2 separate regions of the Homo sapiens genome follow, and region 2 is linked to region 1. The links are chromatin contacts, found by Hi-C or POLR2A ChIA-PET in ENCODE. All regions are on one chromosome and are shown on one strand. Each heading gives the region's core, a stretch centred on a gene start or an enhancer-like site at or near the end of the contact. The rest is flanking DNA. Distances are from core to core; before and after follow the strand shown.

Evidence for each region. Hi-C counts contacts between places; a loop is a spot of excess contacts on that map. ChIA-PET counts read pairs that join two places held with the same protein, here RNA polymerase II (POLR2A). Pooled maps may share reads with other maps.
Region 2: a loop to region 1 is called in a map of heart right ventricle, with 3 times the contacts of the local background. The contact joins the promoter of GBF1 here to the enhancer-like site in region 1. A Hi-C loop is called at or near these places in 14 of 168 maps with a recorded cell type or tissue (Right ventricle myocardium inferior, endothelial cell of umbilical vein, heart left ventricle and 5 more) and 16 of 50 pooled maps. POLR2A ChIA-PET finds 5 or more read pairs at or near these places in 20 of 52 experiments (A673, AG04450, BJ and 16 more).

The regions. Positions count from the first base shown.
Region 1 is chr10:102,278,948-102,284,332 of GRCh38, reverse strand. The region is part of intron 3 of GBF1 (golgi brefeldin A resistant guanine nucleotide exchange factor 1); the gene reads right to left. Among named protein-coding and RNA genes, the nearest start is that of GBF1, 36 kb to the right of the region's middle. Within about 2 kb of position 3,534, at least 8 of the 41 ENCODE cell types and tissues checked have a DNase peak (open chromatin) inside an H3K27ac peak, as active enhancers do; they include A673, endothelial cell of umbilical vein, heart right ventricle and 1 more, where a contact is called at or near this core.
Region 2 is chr10:102,243,211-102,248,211 of GRCh38, reverse strand. GBF1 (golgi brefeldin A resistant guanine nucleotide exchange factor 1) reads right to left here and starts at 2,680. Exons shown (of 40, transcript NM_001377137.1): 1 at 2,431-2,680. RefSeq lists enhancers at 2,223-2,672, 2,873-2,932.

The DNA of each region.
Region 1 (5,385 bases), core at 2,285-4,784:
ACTAAATGCCACTATATTGTTTCACTTTAAAATGGTTAATTTTATGTTATATGCATTTCACTTCAGTTTTTTAAAAAAGCTCTTGAAAATACAAGTAAAGATCCTCTTATCTCTAATTTGACTTTATTTTTCTAAAGTGCTTTAACAGGATATGAGCTTCCCTTCTAAGAAACCATGAACAATTTCCAGTTAAAGCCTGTCGTGTCTCCTCTATAGTTTTTGTAGAGACAAGCAGGTACCTCAGTCCATAGTGCAAAGGGTCACTTGGGATTCTTGCAAAAAGTGAAACTTACCTAGTTGCTTTCCACTCACCAAAACTGGTTGCAGAAATGTCAGTGGACGTCTATGTCTGTATTCCCACTGGAGGCTCACTGAACCTAAGCTTCTTTAGCAGCTAAAAAGTCTCCCCTCCTTGGAGACTTAACATCTATTGAGACTTCACAAAGATTTCACATTATACAAGACCACAGTAAGAAATTTCCTCCTCTTCCACCACAGCTCAATTCGGAGTTCTTTGGAAACACAGGTACTTCACTGTCTCCTGTTTTGCATTCTGAATAAGAGATCCTCCCACGTTTTTCCCCTACCTACAGGTTAAAACTTGCCAACAGACAAGACTTACTGGTAGAAGCACTTTGAATAGTCATTCTTCATATTGTCACTTTGTCTTTCATATTTCTCTTTCAAATTGTTGAGGCAAAAGCATTTTCAGAGTATGAGGTCTATCCTCTAGTATTCAATACCTGTTACATCTTTGCTGTCATCAACAACCTCCCAGCCTCCTAGCAGAAGGCCTCAGTCACCCAAGCCCTTAAAGACTCCTATAATTGGTGGTTTATACTTTCTCCCCTGTCCTAATCCCACTTCATCATGCCATGAAGATACACAATATTTGCAAATTTTCTAAAGCTCTTTCTCATTGTTTTGCTCATTGCTATTTCCACAGCTTCCTTTTGGAGATAAAGCCAGGCCCTTCCTGGCCTCAAGAATTTACCTGTGCCTGGACACAACTAGAAGAGGGCAATAGTCACCAGAGGGTCCAAACACAGCTTCTATGCTCATAGCTACATATAATAAAAGCATAAACGGAGAATGATCCCCTTTCCCATTAATTAAAATGGCTCTACTAACAAGTGGTTGTTAAGGGTATCAATAAACTGCCTACCCTCTGTCATCTTAGGTTGAAGTACTTTAAAAGTTACCTTTTAGGATCCAGGTACTATCTTCACTACTACTTCTCTGGGCAAGATGAGTGACTCCTTACCTTAAGATCTGATGGTTTGTACCTCAATAGTTTCCACCTCCTTGTGATAATCTTTTAATAGTATCTAGGATCATTAGTAACCCGCTACTTTACCTCCTCTCACCTCTCCCCTTTACTCATCCCTCCGGACAGAGCATTCAGAGTCAGTTAAGTGCCATGTCTTATTGAATTTTTAAATTTTTCTACTATCTCTTAGCACTGCAGTTCTGTGAATCTCCTTACTCCAAGCCAGAACTTCAGCCTACCCAATTAGAGACTGGAATTTAAAAACTCATGTTCCTATTCCCAGATAGTTAACACCACACGTGCTGGAAATAGGCTAGTTGGGTTAGTGTTCATGCTATACTCTCAGCAGACTTTCCTACTGAACCTGGTATCCAACAACAGGGACCAGTAAGCAGCCTGAAGTCTGTTGCCAGGGAACAAGGCTAACTCAGGATTTTCTGCCATCAGTTCCTTTGGTAGACATAGCAGAATCAAAGAGAAAGGGGTTTTCCCAAAATAATTGTGATTAAAATAATAATGTTAATTTGTCTCCAGCAAGACAGAAGAGTCCAGGAACAAGCTAGACTCACCTCTGTCTCTTGTTCCTCTTCAGTAAATGGCCCACCTGAAGGTTAGCTGTAAGTCTGCCCTTATTCACGTGAAAAGCAAATAAATAACCTCATCGCCTTTTTCCAAATCATAATCACACTTTAAAAGAAGCTTTTACTGTATAACCTTGAAAATGTTACTTAATTTTTCTGGAACCTGAGTTTTATCTGTAAAAGGGGAATATTAATAAAGGCACAGTCTATCTTGTGAGTTTTTGTGAAACTTGAAAAGAATACAGGCGGCCGGGCGCGGTGGCTCACACCTGTAATCCCAGCACTTTGAGAGGCCGAGGCGGGTGGATCACAAGATCAGGAGATTGAGACCATCCTGGCTAACACGGTGAAACCCCATCTCTACTAAAAAATACAAAAAAAAAAAAAATTAGCCGGGTGTGGTGGTGGGCGCCTGTAGTCCCAGCTACTCAGGAGGCTGAGGCAGGAGAATGGCAGGAACCTGGGAGGCGGAGCTTGCAGTGAGCCAAGATCGCGCCACTGCACTCCAGCCTGGGCGACAGAGCGAGACTCTGTCTCAAAAAAAAAAAAAAGAAAAGAAAGAAAAAAGAAAAGAAAAAGAATACAGGCAAACTGTTACAGCCAAGTGGAACCTAACAAGATGTGATGACTAAATGTAATGTGGTATCCTAGATGGAATCCTTGAACAGAAAAAGGCCATTAAGTAAAAACCTAATGAAATCTGAATAAAGTATGGACTTTAATTAATGATGAATCAATATTTGTTCATTAATTGTGACAAATGTGTCATATTAATGTAAGATGTTAATAACAGGGGAAACTGGGCATTGGATAGATGAGAACTTCTTTACAACTCTTCTATAAATATGTTTATAGAAATAATCTATTATAGATTATGTATGAGTCTAAGTTATAATATAACAATTTATATAAATATAATTTATAGATAATTTATAAAAATATAATTTATAGATTATAATTTATGTGCTTTATAGATTCTAAAATTGAAAGGCTATAATGAAAAACCACTTTATAAATTATAAAGTTCTAGTCAATTGTAAAATATCACATAATTTAGTAGATTTAGTATTTTATGCAGATTGTTGGTAAGGTAGGTAGCTATCTTAAGTAGCTCAGATAACAGAGATCACTTGAAGAGTTAAGTGCTGGTGTGGAAGAGTCTAGCCCCCAGAAATATCCCAGCTGTTTCCTGCCAGCTGGTGCCTCATGTCTGACTTGCAATAGAGTTGATTTTCTTTACGTAATTATTTTTGCCTCTCAACCCGTCTATTTCACTAAAAGAACAGTAACTTTTTAAAAAGAGGCTTTAAGCAGATAGGTGCTTTAATTTAAAACTTCAAAAAGTGAAACTTAAGGCATGGGTACGATAATTTATTAGGTCCATTTCCTAACTGGCTGAAACAGATCTGATCTCTACTCCCAACTTCAAATGTAGAAACATGCAGACATCCAGAGATAGAATTCAGCAAGTGTACCCATCCCCTGCCAACTCCTGCTCTGCCCTGGGAAAAAAAAGAAAAAGAAGAAAGCAAAAGTCCCAGAAGTGCAGGAAATTGTTTCTCAGACGAAAGACAACACTTCCTTTCCCAGAACAATCCATCTCCCACACTGACATCCTGCTCCTGCTATATTTACCCAACCCAAATCTGCCGATGATATACTTCCAGCTGCACTCCTGCCACATGGTCCTGTCACTCAACTGGAGCACTCAGAGGGGAATCTGTCCAGAGGGCAGAGCCTGGAAATCACTACACACTAATCCATGCTTCCTCTATTGCTAGCCTTCAGAGTAAAGTGAGACAAAATATGGACAGTATTACTCCCTGTTTATTTTGGAAGTGACTGGGGAGACAAGAGGTACTTCATTTTATATAGTTGCTAATTTTGACTGCTCTCATGGTAGCCAGCAGAGGAACCTGAACAACGAAGAGATTGAAATGGGAGGTTAAAAATAACTCTGTTAATGCTAGCAAGCCAAAAAACATCACTTAATAGCCTCTTCCTACCCAACCCACTAGGATCAGGCTATCAAGTCACATTACAGGGTAAAACCTTCAGTTCCATGTAAACAGATCCAAGGAGTCAAGGATGGGACAATTTCATTCACCCCATCTCATCCTATCTCATAGAACATTCTACTGAAAGGGGAAAACCCACACACTGGACTGGGTAAAGGTAAATGTTAGAGCTGACTCCCATTTTCCTATTTTAGGAGTTCTGTATTCTCTGTCCTTCTCTCCTACCCTTGCCTCCCCATCCCCAAGTTCTTTGCTTCTGCCCCTTTCCTCTTTCTGACTCTCTAGTTGTTTTCTTTTGTCTCTACTTATTTCTCTCTCTCTCTCTCTCTCTCTTTTTTTTTAAGACAGGGACTCCTCTGTCACCCAGGCTAGAGTGCAGTGGTGCCATTATTACTCACTGCAGCCTTGATTTCTGGGGTTCAAGAGATCCTCCTGTCTTAGCCTCTCAAGTAGCTGGGACTACTGGTGTGTGCCACCATGCCTGGCTAATTAAAACAAAAAAAAATTTAGTAGAGATGAGGTCTCACTAGTTACTCAGGCTGGTTTCAAACTCCTGAGCTCAAGCAATCCTCTTGCGTCGCCCTCCCAAAGTGCTGGTCATTACAGGCGTAAGCCACTTTTTTTGAGGGCAAGGTTCCCTCGAAGAAACAACTGATAGCTGATAAGGCATTCATTAGTAATGGTCATAATTATCATATCATTAGCCTATTCTCCGTAGTAATAACAATAAAAAACCTGAGTCTCAAGAAGCAATACTTCTTTTTCTCTCTGCTTTTGGAGGCTCAGTCATGCATCCTAATCATGCTTCAAAGGAATGAAAGGAAAGGCACAAGGAAAAAATACAGAAAAATAAGAGGGAAGGAAAGAAAAAAATGATAGAAAAGGAGAATAGGAAAACGTTTCTCCTAACCTTTTCTCTCTTAAAGCTCCTGGACAATGGGCATTTCCAAACTTTATGGATTTTGTTAAAGCTTAAGTGGAAGTGCTTAATAAGATGAATCAAGCTATTAAAATAGATTTGAGAACAAAAGCTGAAATATAATGATGAATTCATAGCAAATCCCACTTATTAAAAGAGGGAGTAAATTTTAAAAAAAGAATCCACTTCACATGGCTGTTGTCAGTCTGGCTTAGAGAAAAAGCACTTATGCTGTTGGTTGAGTGGAGAACAAATTCCACTGGGTGATGTGGCCATTCTAGGAAATTACCAAGTTCCAAGTCAAGCCTCATTGAGCCAAACCTTTTTCCAATTTTCAAACTCTTTTTAGTTATTAGATTTAGACATAAAAAAATATAGATCTTTAGGGTATGCAATTGTGTTTCTTATAGGAAGAGAAACAAACAGAAGCAAGCTAGAAAGACAGTTTGTGTCCACCTAAGAACAAGTATTTTAAGCAACCACTCAAATTTCACCATAACTGCAACCAGAAATTGGTTCAGGCAAGAATTATCAATGTATGTTAGGTATTAGAGGGAAAGTTTAAAGAGGAGTATGATCTTCAAATGTTTCCCTACA
Region 2 (5,001 bases), core at 1,431-3,930, 35 kb after region 1:
AAAAACATACACCCTTAAATTCAATCCCACCATTAACCCAACAACAGAATCATTCTAATCAGTCACACAGAGCCACAGGGATATAGTGTGTGATCAATCAATGAGAAGTGTCATACAAAGATTAGGGTGATCCTTGCAGTGAGTACTCTATAAATAGAGTCTCCTCAAAAGCAAGAGCTGTGTCTTCTTCCTCTTTAGCTGCCCACAGCAGCCAGTCTAAGTACCCTATCAATGAGGTTATTATGTGAAAGTGGCAGTCATCCTGACTTCTGGAAAAGAGGGAAATAAAATAGTAGTGTAACTTTGAGAACTCTGAGCTGAAACTGGGATTGGTGCCCAGCTACTGAGGAGATATGTCTATAGCCTGAGTTCCCACTGTGCCAATGAGCATCACTGTCAAGACTGGAACATACTGTCTACAAACACCATTAAAAAGAAGCTCAAATACAAGCTTGGGACTTGTATTTGAAGGATGAATTTTCTGATTTGTGGGTAGGAGTGGGAATTATTCCTATCTAGAAAATTATTCCTATCTAGAAATGACATTTAGGATTAAAAAAAAGAAAGAGAGAGAAAGAGAAAACGTTTTGATGCCTCTATAGTCACCCTTAGGCTCAACTGAGGATGACTGGATCCTGGATTGATCACACTGCCTACCCAGAGACTAGATTGCCTGTTATGCAAAGCATATCAACTCAACAGGGCAATGGCCCAAGTGAGCAAGGCAGGATCATCAAACCTGGGTACCTCCTGAGGTATGTCATTTCATTTGCTGCGTTCAACTACTTTCTTGGGGGCGGGGAGAGGGGAGGAATTCTACAACTTAGATCAGCAAGTTAAAATGCAAATAGTTTCCTGTACCATTTCCATCTAAATCAACACAGGTGAAGCATAAATAATGCCATCCCCCTTCTCCCAACACACACAAAAATTTCAATTTCATAAGGACGAAGGTAGGAAGGGAAAAGGGAAATTATGAAATTTCAATTTCATAAGGACAAAGGTAGGAAAAATTGAGTTAGTCATTCCAAGATCCTAAATAGTTTTCTCTTCTGACACTATGAGGTTTTGATCCTCCTTGTTACTACCTCATCATGCAAAAGTGCAAAGTGTTCCTGACTGCCAGGGCCAAAAGCAGGCCACAAGTCCTGATCACATACTGAAACTAATCCCAGATAGAGATAACGTTTATTGAGTGCCCACTACATACCAAAAGGTATTAGGTTGATCCTGCTCTTAACCTACTACATGCTCTAGCTAGGCCACTGCACATACATGCTACTACTTTTAAGAAGTGCATTAACTGAGCAGTCCCAAAGCAGACCTTTCCATTTGTATCCTCCACAGGGCCTAGAGTGCCTTTTATACCTGAATTAATGCACAAGTTTCCACATTGTGCATTAAAAAACACCATCTACACTATTCCTTATTTCTAAAAGCATTCGTTACCCTTGGTGGACTTTTATAGCTTTACAACACAGCAGTTTATCAAAGGTCATCACAGTGCCATAAACTACTCTCTAGGGTTATGTTCCATCATTCACTCTGGGGCTCTGACCCTACAATTGGCTGAAAATCTCTCATGACTCTTTTTGCCCACTAAACATAATAGGCCGACAATACCAAACTTTGCCAGTATTCAAATATCTCTCTCTGCTGTCAGTCAAATATGTCATAATAGAGTGGTTTCCTTATGATTAAGCCTCATCTCCTTAGTGAAGATCTGAGAGAAAAATGTCAACAAAAACATACACTACAAAAGAATGCCTGTGAAAGATTGTATAAAGGAACAAACAGGCCCAGAAGATAAGTATAGTGTTTACATACAGACCCAGACTGGCAGCTGAGCTGTCCTGTAAGAGGGAAGCCTTCTCATAGCCCAGTTCCCTGCGCTGCTATAACCTCAAGCCTTCCACACGTCCCTCTGCTGACAACCTGATTCTAGGGTGCACTAGTTCATCATTATTAATGAAGCAGTTCCTTTGTATTAGTGAGGCAATCACAAAGAAGTAGACGCTGTACAGAATCTAGAGAGACTTTCACATCTAAAGTCTGAAAACCCATAAAAGTAGACACAATGCTCCTTAGGTTTGCTTTCAGCTTTTGAGTACTGGGCTCTTCAGGATGCAGAAAGCGCTGGAAAGGAGAAGCTAAATACTAGGTCAAGCCTGGGAAAACAGAAGATTTGGGCACCTGCAAAGGATCAGTAATGAGAGCAGAAATCGCCCCTCCTGCGGCAGAGGCATGACCTTTGCCCCTGCATACCTCCCTGTTCCCTCCCACAACAACCCTTCCCTCGTCTTATTCCTGTCCGCTGCGTCCTTAGCCCACCTTGGCTCGCCCAATTTAAGGGCCCTTCCCACTAATTCCCTATTGCGATGTCAGGGCGGCCTTCACGACACCGGAACTCTAGGAAGAGACTTCGCTGACCTGTCAGCGGATCCAAAATGGCGGGGCCTAGTCCCAGGACCGGCAGCCGCTGCTCATGTCCAGCCCGCACCCCGGAGGCGTCTCCGAGCAGCTCTCCCGGCTCTGGTAGCAGATGGGAGAAGAGAAGGAGCCTGTTTCCTGGAAATTGAGGCCGAAGTCAGGGTGGGACTGCACAGTCCGCCAGGATGAGTCGTCCGGGACGGGCAGTAGAGCCGGGTACCTTCCCTGTCAGCTCACTGACGTGGTAACTAGCCTCAGTCTAGCCCGCTGCCTGGTAACTGCGCGAGCCCTGCCGCGCGCAGCCAATCATAGCTTTGCACCGTGAAAAGTAGCATTCCGACTATCCAATCGAATAAAGGAAATTGGCTTCAGGAGGCGGGTAGTGCCTAAAGAAGCGCGATTACAAGGGAAAGAAAGGGTATGTTAGGGGACAACCAACGGATACGAGTACTCTCTGAGTGACAGTTTAAAAAACCAATAAAAAATGAGGAACTGGGCTGGGCGGCTAGAGAGGTGGAGTTAGGTAGAGTTCGGTTGCAGTGCGCGGTTTGGCAGTGGCTGCTGGGCATTATGGGGAAAAAGGCTACAATTGGCTGGAAAGGGGCGGGGTCCGCTTTGAGAACTTGAGCGGGCATCCCTACTCCCCTGTCCACGTATTATCAAAGTTACCTGGGCCAAGACCATGCCCCTTGAGGAATCACTCCTTTTCGAGGCAGCTCTGGGCTCCCTTCATTCTAAAAACAAGTCCAGCGATCTATTCCACACCCTGCTCTCCTCGCCCTCTTGTCCACCTTCCCTGTCGTGGCTTCTCACAGTTATGTCTGTCACGTCCCAACTCTGTTTCAGCGTCCTCTGCCCCACTCCCATCATCCAGAAATAGAGAAAATGGGACGTAGCAGAAGCCCTGGATATCTAATTTAAGTCTCTTCATTTTACATTATAGGAAACAGCCCCAGGGTGGAAGGCTGGGCCCATGTTCACATAATTAGTAAATAGCAGAGCAGAGAGACGAACCCCTGGGTCTCCTCACCCCCAGGCCAACTCTTTTCATCGCCTTTTGTCACCTCTTATGCCTTAGTATATCGGGCTTTGACTCCCGGTCTGCCTTTCATACCAAGCCTTTGACGGGCCTTATCCACCAGGCTAAATACGCAGCTTAGCCCACCTCATCAGTGATAGGAAACAGAAGTCTTTCTTGTTTGCCTTAGAAACGCTAAGGGGCCTGAGGGTTGGATGCCCACCTGTTTTCACTGTCTTGCCCCCAGCTGCCTCCTCCCCTTGCAAGAGATGATAGAGGTTACTAAGCTATTTAGAATTACCTGTATTACCTGGAAGTGAGAATGCGTGAGAAGAGGACAAGAGGATGGGTTTTCTCCTAGGAGACTGAATCATGAAATTCCCAGCCTATTTGGGACACTAGAGCCCCAGTGTCCCTGCAGACCTGGAGAAGCTGCTGGGAGGCAGTGAAAAAAAAATACCTAATTCTTTCCATACATCCTCCCAATTATGGACGACCCAAGTCCAGGGAAGCTCTATAACTAACCACATAGGAAAGTAGTCTCAAAACCAGACATCCAAAGACCATCCGTGTGCTACGATGCGCTATTTTTTTGTTTTGTTTTGTTTTTTTGTCTTTTGTTTGTTTGTTTGTTTTGAGAGAGTCTTGCTTTGTCATCCAGGATGGAGTGCAGTGCTGTGATCTTGGCTCACTGCAACCTCCACCTCCTGGGTTCAAGTGATTCTCCTGCCTCAGCCTCCCAAGTAGCTGGGATTACAGGCATCTGCCACCACACCAGGCTAATTTTTGTATTTTTAGTAGAGATGGGGTTTCACCATGTTGGACAGGCTGGTCTCGAACTCCTGACCTCAGGTGATCCACCCGCCTCAGCCTCCCAAAGTGTTGAGATTACAGGTGTGAGCCACCACACCTGGCCACGATGCTCTAGTGTAAAGCACCCATCAGATATCAGACGTGAAGAACCCCTCAGTAACTTCCTACACCTGCACATTGGGCTTCTGGTCGGTGGGTCCAGCTGAGGATCTAGCCTCTATCACCCAAAGAGAGTCAGGGAAAGAGGATATACCATCATAGCACCTCTTTCCACATTACCTCAAAGCCATTTTCCTCTTCATTTGAAAACTGAGAGTTGGTGTCCTGGGCCTGTCTCAGATTGAGAGGTCCTGGAAAGCCGATTGGAAAATCCTCTAAGTGGGCCAAAAATTTCTGCTCGCCAATATCTACTTCTACATACCTCCAGAAATTCATCATTCTAAAAGCATGTGATTGTGCAATAGAGATGGGGAGGAGAGAGATGACAATTCCCTAGTCCCTCCTAACCACTAATCATCATCTTACCAGGCAGAACATCTTCCTCATAGATTTCAGTGTGACATTTATTGAGATTCTACATTATGCCTGGGAATAACAGACATGGTCCTTACCCTCCTAAATTTTATTATCATAGCAGACAACACATAAGCTGATCCCTTCAATATGGTGGGTGGTGTAATAGAAGGTATACACTGAGGGTCATGAGAGCAAGGGGCTAAACTGAGAGTTCAGAAAAGGCT